Regions from separate parts of the Homo sapiens genome. Here region 2 is linked to region 1. Evidence: read pairs that join two places in POLR2A ChIA-PET (ENCODE). Cell type or tissue: HepG2. All regions are shown on one strand. Each heading gives the region's core, and the rest is flanking DNA. Links, peaks and the distances in the headings are about the cores only. Region 1 overlaps LOC105370003 (a long non-coding RNA gene). Region 2 overlaps TBX3-AS1 (TBX3 antisense RNA 1).

Region 1 (5,373 bases), core at 315-5,314:
TCATCCATTGACAGACACTTGGGTTGACTCCATATCTTTGCTATTATGAGTAGTGCTGCAATAAACATTCAAGTACTGGTGTAATAATTTCTTTTCTTTCGGATAGATACCTCATTCATTCCTTTCAAATTAATTATTCCTTCAGCAGGCTTTTACTGAGTACTCTCCCTGTCTCTAGTTCTATTCTAGGCACTAGAAAGATAAGTCCCTGGCTTTCCAGAAGCCCATGGTCTCATGGTAGAAACCAATATATAACTAGACAATTATCATCCAGCAAGACAAGGGAGAATCAGGATTTCATAAGGTTAGACATACCTTTATGTTCAGTAAATGTCAGTGAATTCTCCAACTCCCCAGGTGTCTTAGGAAAAACCCTCTTTACTTTTAAGATGAGATGGACGGAGCATGTGAAGCTAAGGGTAGATGCCAAGTTAACCCTTCACTTTTCAAAGTCTTTCACTCCTTTTGCAAATATCTGTCAGGTTTTCAACCCTTTCCTTCTTTCAAGCAATCTCACTTCTAGAAATCAGCTTGGAAATAACCCAAGTATCCAACTACAGAAAACTTTCCATACGTTATGGTACTGCTAAACAATGGAGCACTGTGCAGCTTCTGAAATGCACAAGGTAGAAGTTTATGAACGGATATGGAAAAGAACTCAAGATGTATGTTTAAATAAAGAAAATGAAGCCCCAAACAGTGTGTCTAGTACAATCACTCTGCGAGGGTTATGTGGGATGACACAGAAGTGACCAGTTTCTCCCCTGTTTGTAATAGATCATTTTTAAATTTTTGGCTGCAAAGAGAAACTTTCTGGAAAGGTCAGCTTTTACTTGCTTTTGCACTCCCAAAAAGCTAGAACAGTGTCTGGTGTGTAGTAGGCACTCCATAAATATTTGTTGAATGGATCAATGAATGCATGATTGAACAACAAACTCTTGTTTTTTTGGGAGATATGGAGTTAAAGGTTTTATTAGGGACTTTTGACTTTCATTATATTATATAAAATATATGAAATGTTTCTTTATAAAACTTTTAAAATTTAAAAACAAAGTGGAAAAAAAATATCCCTGAAAGGCTTCAACCCTCCTGCTCTCCAGGAAGGGATTGTACAGTTGGGTGACATGCCTCTGCTTATCCAAACTGTTTCTCATGTCTAATTAGAGAAGGGGGCCTTCTGTGTTTTAAGCTTCCTCTCTCCCAGGGGGGAAATGCCCGACCTGTCGGAGAAAACAAACAGCAGCCTGTGTGTGTGTGTGTGTTCCTGCCCAAGCGCTTGGGCCTGTAAAACCTGGACCCCCTTTCTGGGGTAGGAACCTACGTTAGGGAGCTGTTGACAGTCCCTCCGTGTGACCTCTTGCACAATTCCAGGGACAGCTCAGCAGCTTAGAAAAAGGAAGAAAACAAACAAAAACATAGGCTGAGTCTGTTTGTTCTGAGGAAACTAAGAGAGGTGTTTGACAGTCAGTAAATGCCAGCTTGGCTGTTGCTTTTAATCTGTAACATGGGAGGCAGAGGTGGGGTTGGGAGGGAGGAGGAGGACAAAGGGGGAAATGTGGAGAAAGGAAGGGCAGTGCTGGGCAGGGGCTCCCTCAATGATGAGTGCAGGCAAAGTGGGTTACATTGGACTGGTTAGGGGACTTCTGAGGGAGCTGAACTGGGACTTATCCTGGGAGTTTGTAGGTGGCAGGGACTGGGTCTCAATCATTTATTCATTCACTTCTCTATTTATTCATTCATCTCATTTTTCAGTCCTTCACTCCTCCCTGCCTCCCTCCCCACTCCCTCCCTCCCTTCCTCCCTCCCTTCCTTCCTTCCTTCCTCTCTCTCTCCCTCCCTCCTCCTCTTTTTCCTCCCTCCCTCCTTCTTTCCTTTCTCCCTCCTTCCTTCCTTCCTTCCCTCCCTTTTCCTCCCTCTTTCCTTCCTTCTTTACTCTCCACTTTCATTTCTTCCTTTTTTCCTTTCTTCCTTCCTCTTTCCTTTCTCCCTCTTTCCTCCCTCCCTGTTTCCTGTCTCCCTCCTTCCTCTCCCTTCCTTCCTCCCTTCCATTCCTCCTTCTTTCCTGACTCCCCCCCTCCCTCCTTTCTTTCTCCCCTCTCTTTCTCTCTCTCCTTCCCTCCTCCCTTCCTCCTTCTCTCCTCCCTTCCTCCTTCCTTTCTTTCTTCCTTCTTTTCTTTTTTCTCTCTCTTTACAACTACTTACTGAGTGCCCACTACATGCAAAAAGCTCTTCTGTGTGCTGAGGAATGTGACAGTGAATAAATCATTTAAAGACTCTGCTCTCATGATGCTTCCAATAGGTTGTAGAGACACAAGCAAGTTTGTTAAGCAGTTTTAAATGCTAAGATGAAAAATAAAGTTGGATAAGGACAAGGCATCCTGATCGGGGGCTGTTTTAGTAACAAAAATCAGGGACCATTTTTGGACATTTCAAGAGAGATGTGATTGAAGTGAAGGAAAGAACCATGTAGTTCTCAGGGGAAAGCATTCTGGAGAGAGTGAAGAGAAAATGCAAAGGTGAGAAGTGCCTGGGGTATCTGAGGAGGAGCAAGTTGTTCAGTGTGGCTGGAGCAGAGAAAGCAGGGGCAAGGTGTGAGGTAATGGGGTCAGGGAGGTGAGCAAAGGACGGATCCCATAGGGCTTTGCAAGCTATGGTGTGGGTTTTATTGTAATTTGACCTCAGGTCATTGGAGGCATTAAGCAGGGTGAGGGTATAATACGGCTTACATTACTGTAACAGACATCTTGCTTGCCTTGTGAAGGACAGAACATAGCGGGGCACAAGCAGAAGCAGAGAGAACATCTAGGAGGCTGTTGTGATTGTCCAGATGAGAGATCATGACGCTCAGGGCCAGAGGGGTCGTGGTAGAGGTGATAGGATGCGGAAGGATTCTGTGTATACTTTGAAGGGAGAATCAATAGGATTTGCTGATGGTTTGGGTGTGCATTGAGAAAGACAGGAATCAAGGATGAAACCAAGGATTTGTGCTGAAGCAACCAACTCAATGGCTTCTCTGTCTGCTGAGATAAGGAATACTGCATTGTTGACTCTGTACATGTACCTGGTATTTGCTCAGTTAATGTTTGCTGACCGACTGGATGAATGAATGAAAGCTATTTTGGAGAGGGGGTGGAGGGTTGGGGGATTGTCTTAGAATTTCTGATACATTCAACAAACATTGATCGATTGTCTACTATGTGTTAGATTCTGTGCTCAGTGCTGTGAAATATATCAATTCATTCAACAGACATTCAGTGAGTTTTCTGATTTTAGGAGCTGGAAGAAATATAAGGGAATAAGATAGATATGATTAAGCCTCTATAAGGACTCACTTCTAGATAGGGAGGCAGGTGTTAGACATGTAAAGAAACAAGCAAAACATTTCCCAGCTGTATTATCAAACAATAAAATAATAAAGGAGAATAAATAAAAATAGTGTCCAGGGAAGGCATCTCTAAGGGGGAAACATATAATCTGAACCTGGAAAATGAGAACAGCTGAGTCACATGTAGAAAAGAGAAAAAGTCATCCAGGCAGAAAGAATAGACAGCTCAAAAGACCTGGGACAGAAATGAGCCTAAATACATAGCTCCCAAGGCAGAAAAAAAATTGCGTGGCTTGAGGTTAGTGAATGGGGCAGAATGACATGAGATAAGGCTACAGATGAAGGCAGGTGCCAGATATAATGATGAACAAGACAGAGACCTTGCCTGCAAAGACTTACAGGCCGCTAGAGGAGTCAAAGGGTAGACAAAAATGATGAATAAAAGAAAGAACTTGCCAAAGGACCTACAAGGTGGCCTTGATATTAGAGCTAAGTCTATGCGTAAGGTCTTGGTTCACACAAAGGTACGGAAGACACATTCAGTTCCTTCTAATCTTCCTCTCACTCAGCATCATAATAACATTTCTGAAATCAGAGCAGGTCTACATGGCAAAGAAGGAAAAGACGTTCCAGTGTGGTTATCCTGAAGCTACGCGAGTGTTTCAGACCAAATCCCCAGAACTACAAGCCTCAGGGAAACACATGCCAGGCTGTACAGGATCCTACGTGCAGTCCTGAGGGGACCCACTGTGCTGAAGACTGATGCATTATTGGTTTTTACTCCAGTCTTAAACATCTACTACAAGTTAAAATGCTCTTTTCCTTCTTTCTTTATTTTTTTTTTCTTGATTGTGAGCCTATGGGGTTCCAGAAAGTAGTATTCATTCATTCAAGAAATATTCATTGAAGGCCAGCTCTCTTCCAAGTACTATGCTTTGTGCAAAGGAGACTCAGTCTTCCCTTGTGGAGTATGCACTCTAATGAGATCAAATGTCATTAAAGAGGTCAGCAAAATAATTTGCATAAAGGGTCATGGCAAGAAGTTCGGGGCTAGAGGAAGCACCTAGCCATGGAACATCAGGGCAGGCTTCTCAGAGGCAGTGGCATCTATTCTGAGATCTGGAGAGGGGGCAAATAAAGGTAGCTAGATGAAGTGGGGTGAGCAGCGTGAAAAGTAATCCAGCCAGAGGAGATGGATATTAAACAGCCATTCATTCTTTTGAGTATTCCAATATGTGATGATTCAAAACTCTATCCTAAACCATATCACACTCCAAACAGAAGCTGCCATAACTGGCAAAACGGCAAGTGTGAGGTTTGGGGTCAGCTGGGCCTTGGGTCATATCTCAGTTCTTTCAGTTACTCTCTGTGTGAACTTGGCCAGACCATATCACCTCCCAGGGACTCAGTTACCTTGTCTTTTAAACGGGGGTATTAACGTCATTCTACTCTCAGGTTTGTAGGGATATAATAAGTTGGCCCATGTAATGGGCCCAGTGAAATACTGGACACATAGTAAGTGCTCAAAACATCATAGCTATTTTTCTTGTGCAGGAATAAATTGGCACTATAAAAGAACAGGCTGAATCTATTAAAGTTGAACATGTGTCTTTCTCCGATGCAACAATTGCACACCAACGTGGAAAATCTCATGGAAATGTATGTGCTCATATGGTCATTAAAAAACATATAACAGAATATTCATAGTAGCACTATTTATAGTAGCCCAATCTGGGAACTGCCCTGATGCCCATCTAGAGTAGAACAGATAAACAATGGTAGATTCATGCACTGGAATAATACACCGCAATGACCATGAATAATCTTCAATTCACACAACAGCACGTGTGAATATCACAAACAGTGTTGACTAAACAAAGTCAAAGACAAAAGATGACATAGTGTATGATTCTATTACATAAAGTGTGAAAACAGGTAAAAACCAATCTATGATTTTGGAAGTCAGGATAAGGGGTACCTTGTGGGAGGAGGTGTTAATAATAGGAGGGGGGATGAGAGGGACTTGTCGGGGGCTGGTAATGTGGTTT
Region 2 (5,373 bases), core at 107-5,106, 720 kb after region 1:
ATGTGATTCCCTGAGGCCCTCTCGGTGCCAAGCGGCGGGCAACAGGAACCCAATGTCCACCTAGAGGGGGGAACCCTCGGCCTTGCCTCTCCTTTGCTGTGTGACTCCAGGAAAGTGTCTCTACTTCTCTGAGCAACGAGTTCTGTCCGTTTAGTTCTGGTAGGGCAACCAGCACGTGGAGCAAAAAGGCCTTGAAATATGGTCGGGCGCTGTGGCTTATGCCTGTAATCCCAGCACTTTGGGAGGCCGAGGCGGGCGGATCACCTGAGGTCAGGAGTTCGAGACCAGCCTGGCTAACATGGTGAAACCCTGTCTCTACTAAAAATACAAAAAATTAGCAGCCAGGCATGGTGGTACGTGGCTGTAATCCCAGCTATTCGGGAGGCTGAGGCAGGAGAATTGCTAGCATTTGGGAGGCAGAGGTTGCAGTGAGCAGAGATCATGCCACTGCACTCCAGCCTGGGCAACAGAGTGAGACTCGGTCTCAAAAAAAAAGGCCTTGAAAAAAATTGGGTTTAGGATTTGTGCCTGCCCTCCCTTCCCCCAACAGAGCTGCTTCTGACGAAAACACCCGATCACCCGGATCTTCAGTGCCTTAGTTGACGCGGGAGAGCTTGAGAAGAAATGTTAGATGAGAACACCGCAGGTACTCAATAATTGCTCCTGTGTTGCAGGTCTGCCTTAATTCTAAATCTCCGTGGAGTGAGGACACAGGTCGCCATTACCAAGCCCTTTCAAAGCCCTGAATGATCTCAGAGGGTTCTAACCGCCTTGGAGAGGGTGAATCCAAGGTGACCCAAGGGTGAAGAACCTATCCAGCAACACACCTCAGGCCTCTGGGCTCCAAAGCCAGGGCTCATTTCCATCCTTTCCCCCTAAGTCAAGGATTCCCGACATCCCGAAACCACCCAGCCCCAGGTGCTGCCAGGCTGAGGTTGAGGCTTTAGAAAGAGCAACCTCAGGGAGGAGAGTTTGGAGAGGGCCGCTGCTGGGGTGAGGGGAGGAGCGCCTGCAGGTAGGAAACCTGGACAAAGTTCAGCAGAGAACCAGGGAGGGGGAAGGGGGACGGTGATGGTGAAAACTGGGGAAAAAAAGAGAGAAGTGAGGAGAGAGAGAGGGAGAGAGGGAGAGAGGTCAGGAGAGGGAGAGATGGAGAGGGGAAGGGGGAGAGGGAGAGAGAGAAAAGGAGAGAAAGAGAAAGGGAGAGAGAGGGAGATAGGGAGAAAGGAAGGGGGAGATAGAAAGGGAGGGAGAAGGGGAAAGGGGAAGAGAGAGAGAAAGGGAGATGGAGAGAGAGGAGGGAAAGGAAGGGGGAGAGAGGAGAGAAGAGGAGAGGAGAGAAGAGAAGAGAAAAAAGAAAGAAAAGAAGAGAGGAAACATGACGGACGCTAGAGCTCGCGAGAGCGCCTGGGTCTGCTCTGCGCGCAGGGTGCCGGGCTCAGGACGCCTAGGCGTCCAAGCTGTGTTCCCCACCGCGCCCCACTCCGCCCAAGGGGAGAGCCCCACGGACCATTGTGGCTTGCACAAAACCCGCGCCCCAAGAGCCTCTGCCAGGCCGCTGGGACTTGATTCATTTCTTGACTAATTAACTGGAAGCTATGTCGCCCCTTCTTTCAGGGCCCAATTAATTCGCCGCGGGCGGTGGGGCGGAGGCTGTGCCGCGGAGGCGCCCGCCTGGAGCCCCTTTGTGAAGGGCTGTCTGGGCCGTATTGATTCTAGACACACATGCGTGCGCATACACACACACACACGCACACACACTCACACACACGCGCGCGCGCGCGCGCACTTTCCCCTCGTTCCTTCGTACTGAAAAAAGAGGGGGCGGTAAAGATCTGGATTTCCAGAGTTTAAGAAGGTTTTTGTCAGACTCGCACTCCCCACCCACCAATTGCATTTGCTTCCAGAAGGAAGGGACCAAAGAATACAGGCAGTTTTCAAATCTGCGCGGGGAAAGGGTTAGATGGAATTTCTCTTCCTAAAGGGCGAAGATATAAAGAAAACAGATCGCTACTGTGTACCCACTGTGTGCGTGTATCGGACTCCTACTGTTTTGCTGTTAAAAGTCGGACTCGAGTTAGACAAGCCCCAGGGTAAATTCCAGCTCCCCAAAACACTGGCTGTGCGACTTCGGGCAAGCCTCTGTCTTTCTCTGCGTGTCTCTGTTTCCTCGTCTGGAAAGTGGAGATCACTGAGAAGGCTCCTGCCTCATTAGATTATTGTAGTTGATGAGCCGATGTGTGGGAGAACTCTTAGAACATTGTCATCTTCCTGAGTATTTCACAAATGTTCTCGCCAATAAATCGCATTTTATAAGAAACTCATTTCTCAGGTGAGGAACCCGGAGCTAAGGGGTGTGGCCCCGCTGCGCAATGACCCGGGCGTCTGATTCCAAGGCCGAGAAGTTCAAGAACGAAATCTACTAGGGAGCTCTGATGATTTCACCACTCGGTGGTATGGGCTACACCAGTTGGGTGGAAGTGGGGGTGGGGGCGCTCTCCGGGCCCGGTGTACCCCTAGGCTCATCTGAATGGGCCTTGAGGCTTCTTCCTACCCACCCACCGCCATCCTCCGTCCAGTTCCATAATGACAGCGAGGAGGCAGAAACCCTAAATCCTGAAACATTTTGAGTGGAACCCAGCACGCAGGAACCTGCGAGATTCTTCCGTTTCGTCGAGGTCCGCATCGATTGTATTGACCTCCCCGTGGGCCAGCTTGTCTCCTTCATCGATCAGCCGAACGAAGTCTAGGACAGAACTGTAGACCAAAGGAAATCGCAGGCGTCTTTGCAAAGCTGGTGGGAAGTAACCCAGCGGCTGCTGGAAAACGAATGGGTGACCTAAGCCGGTTCCACCCCCTCCCAGGGCGTCGGCAAAAGGAGCTTCTCACCCCACTGCCTCTTATTCGATCACTAATTCATTTTTTAGTTTGGTTCTGTTTTTAAAACAAAAATTAAAGAAAAAATAGTTTATTTGGTCAATCAACAAACATTTGATGAACACACTGCATGTGCCAGAGACTACGGTGAGCATTGGGGTACTAGCGGTGGGGAGAAGTCTGTACAGAAGCATAAAACCCTGGCGGCGGGGGAGGGGTTATGGAAACCTCTTTACTGTCAATTTTTAACAATGTGAAGGCGCAAGACTCCCTAGTTGTCTATCCCAAAGTTTTCTGTTTGTGCAGAGCGGCAGTACTACCCACTTGTAGGCAAGGTGTGTGCTCTGAGTGCAAGAAACGGACCGGAGAGTTTAGAAGTTAGGGCCTTTGAGCTGGGAGCTGGGGTGAGCAGATCCGGGAAAGTCTTTTGCGGGACAGCGGCTGGGTGTTAAGCTCCAGCTCCCGCGCACGCCTGGCGCCCGCGGTGACCTCCGCCAACCAGGTCAGTAACGCTGTCTGGGTTTCCAAGGCTCCCAGGAGCAAAAAAATCACCCAGCCCTACCTCTCCACAGCGCGTGGAAGAGCTAAGGCTGATTGAGTTTGACCTTTCTGTCCAGAGATCTTGAAATTAAGCCCTCTCCTGTCCCACTCTTCGTGGGCCTCGATTTTCCTCATCTTCAAAATGGGAATAATAATATATTTTTACCGGAGTGAACAAAACTCAGGACCATAAGCATTAAGCTGGAAGGGACCCATCTTTTATTCACTCCCTTGTCTCCAATACTTTGAAGACTATCTGGCACCTAGAAGACTCTCAATAAATATCTGTTCAATGATGGAGTGGAATTTTCTATCCATTATACCAAACCTCTCTTCCCACTACCATCTTAGAATAAGTCTGCTTTTCACTATCTTATTTTATATATCAGAATCCGTTTGGGAGAGCAGCTAACAAATTGAATACTGGTTCTTTAAAAATGCACTTTGGAAGTGGTTATTTGTTTTACAAATGCAGAGAAAATGCCCCTTTTAGTCTCCTTCTCTCCCTTTCTTTCTTGACTTTCATTCCTGTATTGAATTATTATTTATTGAGCAGCCATTAGCTATGAGCACTGTGATCGGAGCTGGAGAGATGAGGAACCCTATCTCTTACAAAATAGGAAACCTAATTTTAGACACTCCTGCACAGACCGTGTAGCCTATTAACTTTATTTGGCTATAGTTAGTAGTCTTTTTTCTTTGCTGCCTAGCTCTTTAACTTTTGACAAGATCATAAAGGTGAGGGCATTGCTTGGTACACAATAGGAGCTCAATAAGTGTTGGATGAATTTATTCTTCCTAATATTGTAGCCCACAGCTCCACTCTCAGCTGAGGTCTTAATCGCCTTGACAGAGAATCTTTCAAATGACTACTGAAGCCAGTAATACAATGGACTGAGCAGTCCTCTAAGAGGTCCTATGCCCATGAGATTAGATTAGATTAGAACACAGTCCTGTGTTTCCAATTCCAGATACAATTCAGATTGGTTCCGGGGTAAGGTCAGCCACTCCAATTTCTAACGAGTGGACCAGGGCTGGGCAGGCACCAGATTGGCCTTTGCAAAAAGGGATGTGGGGCCCTGAGGTTCCTAAAACCATGTACCCTTTGCAGATCTCCACACTTGTCTGGCTGTGGTCCTTTCCAGACCACTCTCCCGCAAAACACACACACACATACACACACACTCACACTCACTCAACACCTTTCCCGGTAAACAGAAGTTAATGCAGTGCAGGCAGAGCTTTAGAAATGAGATGCTAGTTTGCACTGAGAACCCTCTTCCCCCACTTCCTGGCTTGCACCTAACTTCTCTTGCGCCAGCTCCCACATTTGGCAGATTCCAGGTGGCCCTCTCCTGCCCCAGCCTCCAGGAGCAGTTTCGGCCTCCTGGTATATCTGGAATTGCCACCGCAGAGGCTCAAAACCGAGGCCTCATCCCAACCCAACCAGTTGGCCAGGCCCTCTGGGGCACACAGAGGACACTGTCCACCAGCCAAGTCTTCCCTAAGGGCCATCCAGTGGAGACTGCAAGGGCACCTTCTGCAGGGGTTCCCGATGAGCCTCTCCAGAAGCGAAGAGCAGAGGTTTCCAAGTGGGAAGCAATCCACTCCTTCTCTACCCCTGCAAATTGGGGCACCTCCATCTCCAGCCTGGGTCCTGTACTTCCTTCTCTGCTTCAGACTGATTCAGATTCACCTAGTGTTCAATTAGCCACTTTTATTTATGCGCAACATGTGCACTGGACTGGGAAGTTTTTTAAAGAGAGAGAGAAAAAGTGTTTTTACTACCACTGCCTGGAAACTTTCCTGTGGCAGCTGAGGGGTTCATCCTGGGCTGGGTGACGCTTGCAGCTCCGTGGACATGTTAAGTCCTGTCTTACTAATTCTACACCTATGCCCTTATTCTGACTGGAATCAGGCGCCTTAACTTCCTGTCTTTGCATGCAATACAGGCTG

The links. ChIA-PET counts read pairs that join two places held together with the same protein. Peaks named below come from ENCODE experiments on the same cell type or tissue, not always from the same donor. Only the 100,000 strongest peaks of a DNase experiment are listed, where the experiment ranks them.
Region 2: POLR2A ChIA-PET joins it to region 1 with 5 read pairs; 2 of 35 experiments call an interaction of 5 or more read pairs at or near these places.

What each region holds. Positions count from the first base shown.
Region 1 is chr12:115,419,690-115,425,062 of GRCh38, reverse strand. All of the region lies in intron 2 of LOC105370003 (a long non-coding RNA gene), which reads left to right. Among named protein-coding and RNA genes, the nearest start is that of LINC02463, 460 kb to the left of the region's middle. In HepG2, for the core only: no CTCF peak of the experiment used is centred there; DNase peaks (open chromatin) are centred at 1,392, 2,982 and 3,599; H3K4me3 peaks cover 387 bases.
Region 2 is chr12:114,694,555-114,699,927 of GRCh38, reverse strand. All of the region lies in intron 1 of TBX3-AS1 (TBX3 antisense RNA 1), which reads right to left. Among named protein-coding and RNA genes, the nearest start is that of TBX3, 13 kb to the right of the region's middle. RefSeq lists enhancers at 432-1,284, 1,285-2,139, 2,140-2,993. In HepG2, for the core only: no CTCF peak of the experiment used is centred there; no DNase peak of the experiment used is centred there.